Regions from separate parts of the Homo sapiens genome. Here all the other regions are linked to region 3. Evidence: chromatin contacts called from ENCODE Hi-C or POLR2A ChIA-PET data. All regions are on one chromosome and are shown on one strand. Each heading gives the region's core, a stretch centred on a gene start or an enhancer-like site at or near the end of the contact. The rest is flanking DNA. Distances are from core to core; before and after follow the strand shown. Region 1 has its middle 33 kb from the start of CCNE1. Region 2 holds the start of CCNE1 (cyclin E1). Region 3 holds the start of CEBPG (CCAAT enhancer binding protein gamma). Region 4 holds the start of URI1 (URI1 prefoldin like chaperone).

What was found. A loop is a pair of places that touch in the nucleus more often than their neighbours do. ChIA-PET counts read pairs that join two places held with the same protein, here RNA polymerase II (POLR2A). Pooled maps may share reads with other maps.
Region 1: a loop to region 3 is called in a map of ascending aorta, with 5 times the contacts of the local background. The contact joins the enhancer-like site here to the promoter of CEBPG in region 3. A Hi-C loop is called at or near these places in 2 of 168 maps with a recorded cell type or tissue (ascending aorta and naive thymus-derived CD4-positive, alpha-beta T cell), 1 of 37 single-sample maps with no recorded cell type and 11 of 50 pooled maps.
Region 2: a loop to region 3 is called in a pooled map, with 21 times the contacts of the local background. The contact joins the promoter of CCNE1 here to the promoter of CEBPG in region 3. A Hi-C loop is called at or near these places in 9 of 50 pooled maps. POLR2A ChIA-PET finds 5 or more read pairs at or near these places in 2 of 52 experiments (OCI-LY7 and T-cell).
Region 4: a loop to region 3 is called in a map of naive thymus-derived CD4-positive, alpha-beta T cell, with 14 times the contacts of the local background. The contact joins the promoter of URI1 here to the promoter of CEBPG in region 3. A Hi-C loop is called at or near these places in 1 of 168 maps with a recorded cell type or tissue (naive thymus-derived CD4-positive, alpha-beta T cell), 1 of 37 single-sample maps with no recorded cell type and 8 of 50 pooled maps. POLR2A ChIA-PET finds 5 or more read pairs at or near these places in 1 of 52 experiments (Caco-2).

Annotation. Positions count from the first base shown.
Region 1 is chr19:29,843,435-29,846,438 of GRCh38, forward strand. No RefSeq gene overlaps it. Among named protein-coding and RNA genes, the nearest start is that of CCNE1, 33 kb to the left of the region's middle. RefSeq lists silencers at 776-935, 966-1,735. Within about 2 kb of position 1,562, at least 32 of the 41 ENCODE cell types and tissues checked have a DNase peak (open chromatin) inside an H3K27ac peak, as active enhancers do; they include ascending aorta, where a contact is called at or near this core.
Region 2 is chr19:29,810,731-29,813,499 of GRCh38, forward strand. CCNE1 (cyclin E1) reads left to right here and starts at 1,261. Exons shown (of 12, transcript NM_001238.4): 1 at 1,261-1,422; 2 at 1,802-1,848; 3 at 1,959-2,046; 4 at 2,239-2,307. The coding sequence starts at 1,826. RefSeq lists a silencer at 715-1,344.
Region 3 is chr19:33,371,974-33,375,009 of GRCh38, forward strand. CEBPG (CCAAT enhancer binding protein gamma) reads left to right here and starts at 1,736. Exons shown (of 2, transcript NM_001806.4): 1 at 1,736-1,922. RefSeq lists a silencer at 1,523-2,332.
Region 4 is chr19:29,940,544-29,943,508 of GRCh38, forward strand. URI1 (URI1 prefoldin like chaperone) reads left to right here and starts at 1,696. Exons shown (of 11, transcript NM_003796.3): 1 at 1,696-2,121. The coding sequence starts at 2,005. RefSeq lists an enhancer at 1,442-1,531 and a silencer at 1,552-2,221.

The DNA of each region.
Region 1 (3,004 bases), core at 312-2,811, 3.5 Mb before region 3:
TCAGCTCCAGCTCCTGGAAGGAGCCCACGCGTGCTCTAGACGCCTTCCCTGCACGGGGCTCTGCCCATCCCCCACCTCTGGGAGGAGACAGGGTGGCCCCGGAGGAGGGGGCGGCAGTCCGGTGAGCAGCGACTTGGGGCCCGAGGCCCCGGCCAGTTCCATTCTCACCACGCCCGGCGGAAGCTATCGCCACGATTTGGGGAGGGCCGCCTCTGAGCCTCCTCTGGAGGCGGCACCTCTGCTACTCCATTGCACAAACGGGGAAACCAGCCCCGCCGAGCGTACCAGGCCAGGCCGGCCCTGAGGGGCAGGGGCAGGACGCCAGGAGCTGACCCCCAGCGTCCCCGACTGCCAGTGCCCCTGTCATGCAGGCCGAGGCCAAAGCACGAAGGGGCCTCGCTGCAAAAGGTCGGACCTGCGTTGCACCGGTTTCCAGCCAAGTGCTTTGGGCAAGTTTCTTAACCGCCTTGGCCTCCACTTTCCCCTTCTGTGAAATAGGATGGTGCCCACCTGACAGGGTTATCATGTTCCCTTGGGCAGGGCCTGGCAGGCTGAGCCAACGTCAGTGTTTGCGTGGCTAGTTTGGTTTTATTTTTTACGTATTGTTTTGGAGACAAGGTCTCTGTCACCCAGGCTGCAGTGCAGTGGTGCGATCAGCGCTCACTGCAGCTTCGAACTCCCAAGCTCAAGCGATCCTCCCACCTCAGCCTCCCAAGTAGCTGGGATTACAGGTGGGCACCATCACACCCAGCAACATTTTTTATTATTTTTTGTACCAATGAGATCTCCTGTGTTGCTCAGGCTGGTCTGGAACCCCTGGCCAACAGCGATCCTCCTGCCTTGGCCTCCCACAGCGCTGGCCTATTAACGTTTTAACAGAATGAACTGAGGCTCAGCTGGGCCAACGCGGACCCCGGCCTGCGCCCACGCCTCACCGGCTCCCCAGGGCCTGGGACCGGCACAGCCCGGGCTCAAGGGCTGGGACTGCCGCCCCGCCCTAGAGCTCAGGCTGCGCTCCACGTGCGCCGTGTTTACCCACGTGATGCGCTGCCCCGCCCCGCCCCGCCCCGCGTCTCCCCGCCCCGCGTCTCCCGCGCCGCGCGTCTGCAGCCTGGCCAAGGCGGATGCTGGGGGTTGGGGGCCCGAGCGCGGCCTCACGTCGCCCGGACGCCCCCCGCCCCACCCGGGAGACTGGAGCGAGCCACGGCCTCCCTGGGCGGGCTTGGCCCAGCCACTCCGCTGTGTCCGCGCTGCCAGGGCGCGGGAGCACTTCCGGGCGCGCGCCGCGGGAGGGGCAGGGCCGAAGAGGTGGGGGCGGGGCCGAAGAGTTAGGGGCGGGGCCGGAGAGGTAGGGGCGGGGCCGGAGAGGTAGGGGCGGGGCCGGAGAGGTAGGGGCGGGGCCGCCCCTTGCGGGGGGGTTCTGAGCGGCCCGCACCGCAAAAGGCGGTGTCAGGGCGGTGAGGGGCGGGGCCTGGCAATGCACAGGGGCTCTTAGGGGCCCGCACTGCGGGAGGGGCAGGGCCAGGGCGGTTGGTGGACTGGGCCTGGCTGTACGTAGGTGCTCTGAGAAGCCCCCGGCGAGAGGGGCGGGGCCAGAGCAACAGTGGGCGGGGACAGGCTGTGCGTCGGAGCTCCGCGGGGCCTGCGGCGGGGTGGGTGGGGCCAGGGCGGCGGTGGGCGGGCCGTGCTGTGCGTAGGGGCGCTGAGAGGCCCGCAATGTGAGAGGGGCGGGGCCGGAACAGCGGTGGACGGGGTCTGTAGTTCAACTGTGCCGTGGCGTCTTCTTCGCGGCGAGATCTGAGTGCCTCGCAGCAGCCGAAGGCGGGTTTGCAGGTTGCGTTGCGCTGGCCCTGCCCTCGGCAGGCAGAACGGGATAGAGCGCGGACAGGCGCCGTCACTCCCAGATTCCTCTGCGTCCATGGCAGAGCCACTCCTCCTTGGTACTCCTTCCTTGACCCACCGGGGCCCCCTTCCTGCTGTCTCTGCCCCTCTAGCTGCTGCCTCCAGGGGCTTAGGTCTCGGCCCCTTTGGCTTCTGGGCTGCCCCTGGCAGATCTCGTCCATCCTAGGTTTTAACGCCTACCTGCATGCGGATGATCCTGATAGTTCTAACAGTAGCTAAACTGTTTTCCACGTGCTTTCTGAACATTGATGCTGTTTGGACCCCTGACAGCCACATTTTTACGCCCCCGCGCAGCCCGCTGCTCTGAGCTCCGTATTCCCCGCCGGCCGGGTGTTCCACGGCCCTTCTGAGTCAACGTGTGTGCAGTGAAGTCCTTCTTCCTTCTCGTTTCACCCTGGGTCTCCTCCTCAGGGAGTGGCATCACGGTCTGCTCAGTGGCAGGCAAGCCCCAGATAGCGCTTCCGTCTTGACTCCTCACTCTCCTCCCTCTGATCTGTCCCAGAATCCCATCAGTTCTTCCTCCACCCCACCCGACCCACAATTCTCTGCTACACTTGTCTCCACGGCCCTGGTCTGAAACACATGATGCTTCACCTGGACTCGTAGGCGACCGATCTTTCTGCCTCTTGGCTTACTACTCTTAAGTCTCGCCTTCACGGGCAGTCGCAGGGATCTTTCTCAAGATCTAATTTCTAATGATTGCATTTTTCTTCTTTAAGCAGTAGGCTGAAAGCCAAAGCTCTCCATCTTTTTACAACTCAAAAAAAAAAAAACAAGGGTGCCCTCTGTCTGGCCTTGCCACTGTTCAACCTGGTACTTGCAAGTCTTGTCCAGTGCAATGGGATGAGAAAAGTGAGTGATAGAAGGATCGGAAGCAAAATGAAAGCACTGTTATTGTCAAGTGATGATCATCGACATAGAAAACAAGAATCAACAGAAAAATTAACCTAATGAGAGAGTTGCACAAAGGTAGTTTAAGGTCAGAATAGGGCCAGGTGTGGAGGCTCACGCCTGTAATCCCAACACTGTGGGAGGCTGAGGCAGGAGGATTGCATGAGGCCAGGAGTTCAAGACCAGCCTGGGCAACATAGTGAGACCCTCT
Region 2 (2,769 bases), core at 11-2,510, 3.6 Mb before region 3:
CCCAGCACTTTGGGAGGCCAAGGCGGGAGGATCGCTTGAGCTCATGGGTTTGAGACCAGCCTGAGCAACATAGCAAGACCCTATCCCTACCTGCCACCCCCCACCCCCCGCCACAATAAAAAATACAAGTCTTGAGGGAGAAAGGACAGAGGAGCTGTGGAGAGGAGGCCTGAGGTCTGAGGGTGGGGGATCAGGGTCAGGTCCTGTGGAGCCTGTAGCCTAGGACACGGAGTGTGGATTTGACCCTTATGCGAAACAACTGGAAGGCTTTTTGTTTCTTTTTCTGTAGAAATGGGGGTCTCACTGTTACCCAGGCTGGTCTCGAACACCCCAAGGGATCAGCCGTCTCGGCCTCCCACAATGCTGGGATTAAAGGCGTGAGCCACCGCGCCCGGCCTCAACTGGAAGGCTTTAAGTGAGAGATGGGGTGCAAGGGAATCCCAGAGTCAGAAAGGTCTTCAGAGAGCCAGGAAGGGCTTGCGGGGGAGGGGCGCATATGGAAGGGGCGCATGGAAGGAACTCACAGATTCCTTGAATGAATGAATGAACGACCCAATGCACTGACGGATGAATGGACAGGCGGCCAGGAATAGCAGCCGGCCCCCAGGGAGCCCCAGACCCCGCGGCCTGAAGCCTTGGTTCTAGGCCAAGGCACAGGCGCGGTGACCTTGGGGATGTCCCCGCCCAGGACTCAGGGCCCGGAACTCGGCGTCTCGGGGGCGGGGAGGGCGTGCCTGGCGGGACAGCGCGCGCGGAGGAACGGCGGGCGGTGCTCCTCGGGTAGGCCCCCCACACATCCCCTTGGCTCAGCCCTGCCGGGGCCCGAACCCGCGCCGCCCGCCGTGTTTACATTCCACCCGCGCCAGCCACGCGGCTTTTTGCCGCTCCAGCGCCGCTCGGCCCCGCCCCCGGCGCCCGCGGCCCGCCCCTCGCCGCCGCGCGCCAGACTTCTCCCGCGTCCCGCCCGCCGCCCCGCCCCGCGTCCCGCGCCCCGCGCCCCGCGCCCGGCCCTCGGCGCGCAGGCCCTGTCACTTGGCCCCGCCCTGTCCGCCGGCCCCGCCCCTGATTCCCCGTCCCTGCGCCTCGCGGGCCGGCGCCGTGGAGGGGCGGGTCCGGGGGCGGGGCGAGGGACGGGGCGGGACGGGCTCTGGGTCCCGCGCGGCCGCTGAGGGGCTGGGAGCCGCGGCGGGGCGGTGCGAGGGCGGGCCGGGGCCGGTTCCGCGCGCAGGGATTTTAAATGTCCCGCTCTGAGCCGGGCGCAGGAGCAGCCGGCGCGGCCGCCAGCGCGGTGTAGGGGGCAGGCGCGGATCCCGCCACCGCCGCGCGCTCGGCCCGCCGACTCCCGGCGCCGCCGCCGCCACTGCCGTCGCCGCCGCCGCCTGCCGGGACTGGAGCGCGCCGTCCGCCGCGGACAAGACCCTGGTGAGTCTACTGCCGCGGGCTGCGGACAGGGACTCCTGGGGCCCAGACCGCGCCGGGGAGCTGGGTGGGGGCGGGGTGCGGCCGGGTCGCGGGTCCCCGGGCGGCGTCGCGGGGCGCCCGGGAGGGTGCTGAGAGCGCGGCGGGGTGGGGTGGAGGGGACACTGAGGCAGCCCGGGCCCCGGGAGGCGACGGGCCGGTGAGGGCGGCGGGGGCGGCGGGACCCCGGGTCGGGGGTCGGCGGGTGCCCGGGTCGCGGGTGACAGGCCACCCCGCCATCGGCCATCTTCCTGGCTCGCCCGGCCGCCCGCGCGCAAAGGGGGAAGGGGTACTGGGCCCGCGGCCTGACCCCGCCGCCGCCTCACCCCGCGCCGCCCCGCAGGCCTCAGGCCGGAGCAGCCCCATCATGCCGAGGGAGCGCAGGGAGCGGTGAGTGCCCGCGCCGCGGGGCCGGACGGGACGGGACGGGACGGGACGGGTGGCGTGGGGGAGGGGCGGCCGCGGGTGCTCACCCGGCCCGGTGCCACCCGGGTCCACAGGGATGCGAAGGAGCGGGACACCATGAAGGAGGACGGCGGCGCGGAGTTCTCGGCTCGCTCCAGGAAGAGGAAGGCAAACGTGACCGTTGTGAGTACAAAAGAGACAGGTTGGGGAGCATCCCCCCCATCTCACCTGGGTACCCGACTTGGCTCTGCCTACGGGGGCGGGGGTCCCTTGGGCAGGAACGGAGCTCATAACCTGATCAGCTTTCTCTTCTTCTCTCTGTTTTTGTCTTGTTTGGTGTGTTTCCTTGGGGTCATGGGGGTGGCTTCATGTTAGTTTTTGCAGGATCCAGATGAAGAAATGGCCAAAATCGACAGGACGGCGAGGGACCAGTGTGGGAGCCAGGTAGGTCCGCCCGGGGTTGGGCCTCTGTGGAGGTCCTTCTCCCCCTGGGTCACATGGGGTTTCATGCTGTCTTGTCTCTTGCTGGAGACACTCTGGTGAGAGTGAACTTCTCTAATGCAGCCACAGCCCATATGGCCCAGCACTGTACCTGTCAGTGGGCACTGGCCTCTGCCAGTCCTGGGATTCCAGGAAGCTTGGTGTTCCTGACTGGCACCGTCTGAGATTACAGATATGTGCCTAGCCTGGAAGAACCAGAATGGACATCACAGTATTCAGTCCTCCCCTTCTGCCCAGGAGGAAACTGAGACTCAGTTAGAGGAAGAAAGTAACCCAGAGTCCTGTGCCATCCAGGGGCAAAGTTGGGCTCTCGGCCTTGTCTGTAAAAGCTGGTGAACTGGGGGAGGGTTCCTGGGTGTTTATAAGCAACAACTTTCCCCCTATCTACACCTATTTTTCTTGTCA
Region 3 (3,036 bases), core at 486-2,985:
GCTGAGAATACTGAGAGCCAACGTGAAGAAACACACTTGTTTCAATGACACTTATTCTCCTAAGTGTGCATCTGTGAGCATTATTACCTGTTTTTTTTTTTTTGGAGACAGGGATCTCATTCTGTGGCTCAGGCTGGAGTGCAGTGGCTCAATCTCAGCTCACTGCAACCTCCGCCTCTCAGGCTCAAGCCATCCTCCCATCTCAGACTCCAGAGTAGCTGGGACCACAGGCACAGCGCCACCACACCCGGCTAATCTTCTGTATTTTTGGTAGAGATGGGGTTTTTCCATGTTGCCCAGGCTGGTCTCTAATTCCCGACCTGAAGTGATCAGCCTGCCTCGGCCTCGCAGAGTGCTGGGATTACAGACCTGAGCCACCGCGCCCAGCCCATTGTTCACCGTTGTGACCCCTTTTAATTTTTATTTATTGCTTTATCATCTTACTGATTCCTCGAAACAATCTTACGGGGCGAGCCGGTTCCATGGGCGCTGAAGAAACATTTCCTCTTTCAAAGCCTCAATTGTTTGAACGATACGCGTTGCTAAAGAGGAAGCAATTAAACCTATCAGGCGAGTTCTGCCCTCCGCCCAGCGAGCTGCTGCTTCCTGGTGTTAAAACGCTTTCGGGGCCAGGCGCGGTGGCTCACGCCTGTAATCCCAGCACTTTGGGAGGCCGAGGCGGGCGGATCACGAGGTCAGAAGATCGAGACCATCCCGGCTAAAACGGTGAAACCCCGTCTCTACTAAAAAAATACAAAAAATTAGCCGGGCGTAGTGGCGGGCGCCTGTAGTCCCAGCTACTTGGGAGGCTGAGGCAGGAGAATGGCGTGAACCCGGGAGGCGGAGCTTGCAGTGAGCCGAGATTGCGCCACTGCACTCCAGCCTGGGCGACAGAGCGAGACTCCGTCTCAAAAAAAAAAAAAAAAAAAACGCTTTCGGGTTCTCCTGGCGAGTTTTAAGTCACACTGGATCGCTGCTTATTTTCAGAGATCACCTCGCACCCATGCACCTGGAAGGCACCCAAAGAGAATCATTTTAAGAAATTCACTTCATCTCACCCTAACAACAAAGCACAGCCTGCAGCACATGGATTTCACCCATGTGACATCAATGCTAATCCTATGTGTGAAACATCTGGGTTCATTCGATTTTTTAAAAATTAGTAACTGAGATGGGGTCTCGCTATGTTGTCCAGGCTGGTTCTCCAACGCCTGGGCTCAAGCCATTCTCCCGCCTCGGCCTCCCTCGGCGCTGAGATTATAGGCGGGAGCCACCGCGTCAGCCTCCACTCTTTTTGCGGCGACAAAGCCCGCCCGCCTGCGGGGCGTTCCGTTCGCAGAAACTCTGTGAGGGACGCCGCGGGGGCTTCCAAGGGACGCGGCGAAACCAAAACAGTCGCCGGTGGTTCACAAAACCACCTCAGAAAATGCTTCCAAAGGCACGTCTGGCCTCCACAAGGTGACGGCTTTTCAGCCTCCGACTCGAACTTGAGTCGTCCACAGCACTAGGCCGCCGCCAGCCCGGGCGAGCTGCCTAGGGACCGCGGACGCCGCAGCAAGCAGCTCCCTGCTCCCGCCACACCCGCCGAGCCAGCCGCGCGGAACCCACTCCCCCACCGTGGGCCCGCCTCCCGCCGCCAGCCTGCCCACGATTGGTCGACTGGGCTGCCCGTCGCGAGAGAAGGCGGTGCCTCCGGCAGGCCGGCGCTCCCATTGGCCGGGATGGCGGCGGCGGCGCGCGCGGCCCCGGCGAGCAGGGGAAGCCGGTGGCCGCGGCTGCGGAACGGGCGGAGGCTGCCGGTTTCGTAACCGTCGCTCCTCCTCGCTGACTCGCGGGCTGTGAGGCCTGGGTCGGCTCGGGCCGCACCGCGCGGGGCCGCTCGGAGTGGAGGCCGCCTGGGGGCAGGCGGGCTAGAGGAGCAGGTAAGGAGGCTGCGGCGGGCGCCCTGAGAACGGGGAGGAGGAGGCCGCGGCGACGCCGGCCGCTCGACTGGGTGCGGGCCCGGCTCGGGGAAACCCAGCCCCGGCCCCAGACGGCCCGCTGGCCCGGGAAGGCCACGCGAGGCTGGAGGCGCGGGCGGCGGCGCCGCGCGGCGTCTGATGCAACCTGCCGGCAACACCCGGCGGGGACGCTGAGCTCATTCCTGGCCGCGGCCCAGCGCTGCGGCGCCGCCCGTCGACCCCCGCGCTGCCCGGGGCGCCCCTCGCGGCGGGCCGGGAGCGCGCGAACGGCCGGGGAATGCCCCCTGCGGAGCCCGGCCCCCTCTCGGTGAAACGGGCGCTGTGACCCGCCAGGCTCGCATTGGCCCCTGGGGATGAAGGGTGTTCCCAGAATAGCAGAAGGTGGACCGAGTCGAGCTTTAGAATCCTGATCTTCTAGAAGGGCTCAGCTTGCGGTGATCGAAAATCTGTTCAGAAGTTCAAAGACTGATCAATAAAATAGGGAAAGCAACTGGTTTTTAAATGCATGACTTTGCAGAGATAATATTTTGCTTCTTTGTGGAGCTGTTGGAATGTCCTGCACTTTACTGTTGAACGTAGTTTAGAAGAACACGCAACACCTACGGGTCGAATAGAGAAGAAATGAAGCACTTCGCAGGCATAGTTGGAGGGAGCGGAGCAGGGCCGACAGCCAGCGGAGGTGACCAGATGCGAAGGATGGAAATGCATGTGTCGCGGGGGGAGGAGAGTGTTTTCCAGGGCAGCTGGTGTGTTGCTTCTCTTCCGCAGGTTTACGTGTTGGGTTTTCCTCTTGTTTGAAGTTTATACTGTAATCTGGCATCCTGAAATGTATAAGATTTAGAAAGGTCTCAATGTTGATGGGTGACACCAAAATTGGTAGTTGTGTCAGAATTGACTGCTTATATGAATAGGTTGTCACTTAAGGCAGACTTCTCCCAAAGAAATGTGACTCCCAGAGAAAATTTTAAAAGAAAATCCTATAAGGGCTTGCTTTACGAAGACATTCTACACCTAGAAGCTCTTGATATTTAAGATGTGGTCATCTGTTAGCCCTTGAGTAGTATTTGGGATAAGC
Region 4 (2,965 bases), core at 446-2,945, 3.4 Mb before region 3:
GAGGCTGAGGCAGGAGAATCGCTTGAACCCAAGAGGCAGAGGGTGCAGTGAGCCAAGATGGCACCATTGCACTCCAGCCTGGGCAACAGAGGAAAAAAAAAAGAACCTTCCCAGAAGCCTCCAGGAAGTCTCTGTTTGGACGACATCGCACACCCATTCTTGAACCAACTATTTAGAAGGGAGATGCATCACCCCCTTTGCCTGGAGCTAGGGGGTGGGTCAGCTTCCTACAGGCACAGGACTATGTGGTCGCGGGTTAAGCCCCTAAACGAGGGGAAGTGGGGTGGGCAGCAGCCGATCTCCATTACAAGGGACAAGAGTAGGGGCAGCAAGGCCAGATCAATGGTTGCTGAGGTGGCTGGGGATGGAGAGAGGATGGTGGTGGTAGAAGAGATGGTAACAATGGTCAGGTCCTGGCTGTTCCAGAGGTGATGATGGTTGGATATGCAGTGAGGAAAAGACAGGAATGAACATTTATCTTTTCCCAAGTTGTCCTTGCTTTCTTCCTTTGAAGCCATAAAAAGGAAAAAAAGGGTGGATCTGGACTTGGGAGCTGGGCAGGAGTGAGGGAAGAGAAGCAGAGCAAGCAGGCACACCAGGCTGTGACTCTGCAGGCATCTCTCTGCCTAGACTTGTCTGTATGATGTGGAACGAACACGACCCATCTTTACTGCTAGCGACTGCAGCAGATAAGGCAAGGCCACTTTCACGCAGTTAGGTTAATAGGAGGCTGTACAAAGGGCTGTAGGAGGAAGTGGGCACAGGAGTTCTAAAATAATTGGAACGGCCAGGTGTGGTAGCTCACACCTGTAATCCTAGCACTTCAGGGAATCCAAGACAGGAGGTTAGCTAAGACAGGAGGCTCGCTTAATGTCAAGACCAGCCTGGGCAACATAGGGAGACCCCGCCTCTACAAAAAATAGAAAAATTAACAGGATGTGTTGGTGCGGGCCAGTGGTCCCAGCTACTCCTGAGGCTGAGGTGGGAAGATCGCTTGAGTCTAGGAGTTTGAGGCTGCAGTGAGAAATGATGGCACTACTGCACTCCAGCCCGGGCGACAGACCAAGACTCAGTCTCTTAAAAAAAAAAAAAAAAAAAAGAAAAGTGGGGGCAAAGTTATCCTTGGAAAATTTCTTAGTCCATTCATAGCAGCATATTAAAATTAGTACAGTAGCTTAATTTATATAAGAGAAAATACAATGTGTACAGTAATTAATGAACATGCAAAATATAATTGTATATTTCAACTCACTAAAAAGGCACAGAAAGAGTTGAATTTGCTAAAATTAAATGTGCTTATGAAACAGCTCTAGTACATGAATTAAGCTCCTAGATACAGATGCAGCGCCAAACGACGGGGAGGGAGATGGGGCACTCAAGGCGACACGCGGCTCTTGTTGCCGAGCGTTTCCTGGGCGTGGAGCTTCTATAGAATGTAAGCTTTTTTTTTTTAAGGTTCCAAAGCCTATATTTAGTGCTTTCATATACGTAATCTCAAAAAAAAAAAAAGAAAGAAATATCGGCATAAAATGTAAGCTTCCAGAGGGATACAAACGCAGCCCAGCGCGGACACCGCCAGCCCCAGCCACGCGGTTCGCATCAAGCGCACTCCCCTGGGGGCGGGGCCTGCGCGAGCTGGGCGTGTCGGGGGCGGGGCCTGCGCGCTTGCTTCCGGCGTGCCGCGAGAGGCGGGGCGTGTGGGGAGGCGCGGCCGCCACGCGACGCCTGGCTGGGCCCGCACCGGAGAGGCGTCTCGGTACCTGGCAGGCGGCCTGCTACTCGGAGCCCGCTGCGGGGCGGCGGCGGCGGGGACATGCACGTGTGAGATGCGGCAGCGGGCGGCGCGGACGCGAACAGCAGCGGCGGCGGCGGGCGCGGCCTCCTGGGCGCGGGGCGCGCGGTGCCTGAGGGCGGGCGCGCGGGCGCTGGGCAACTGCCGGCCGCGCCGCCTGCGCAGGCGCTGGTTCAGGACTCACACGCCGCGCTGAGGCCCGCGGGCCCGTCATGGAGGCGCCCACCGTGGAGACGCCCCCCGACCCCTCGCCCCCTTCGGCCCCGGCCCCTGCCCTGGTTCCGTTGCGCGCCCCGGATGTGGCGCGGCTGCGCGAGGAGCAGGAAAAGGTAACTAGCAGCCCCGCGCCGCTTCCGCCTCCGCCCGCCGGGCTGCCCCTGCCTGTGCTCTGGGCCGCCGCCCCGCGTGGCCTAGGCCCAGCTGCCCGGGCCCCCGGAGGGAACGGGGATAAACTTTTGTCACGTGCTTCTGTTGTCTTTGTCTGCAGCCCTTTGACTTCGCAGCGGAGTGAGGGGTGTGCAGCCCGTTCGCCTGCCCAGGAAAGGGGGCTTCTGAGCTGAAGGCGTGCGGCAGCGCGTGGGAATTTGGGGGCGGGGGCAGCACGCTGTCAACGGAAGCGTTCGCCTTAATATTTGTAGCTTGTAATGACCTAAACATTGCTTAAAATGTGTACTGTTTGTTGCTCTTTGATTGCACGGAAAAGTTTTACCGCGTTTGTCATGATAATGCTTCCTGTGCAATATTTGGTTATTTAATATTTGTCACAATATAATGCCATTTAAACATTAAAAAAAAAAGAGAGTCTCACTATGTTGCCCAGGCTAATCTCGAACTTCTGGCCTCAAGCGATCCTCCCCCTCCTACCCTTCCCCACCTCGCCTCCCAAAGTGTTGGGATTATAGGCCTGAGTCACCGCACCCGGCTCATTTTTACAAATTTTAATTTCATCGTATAATAAATGAGTTTTAAACTACTGGTGAAAAGGGTACAAAGTTTTGTGTTTCCTAGTGGGACTTTATATAAAGAAGTATTCCCAATTTAAGAAATAGTTTTATTGTTAAATCTGATTTTTCTGTGGATTCTGTGGTCTTTCAGATTGATTCTGTCCCCTCAAGTGTCTTGAAATTGTTACTTTGAAAAGCAGTATTTAATTTGCTTAAAATATTTTATGTC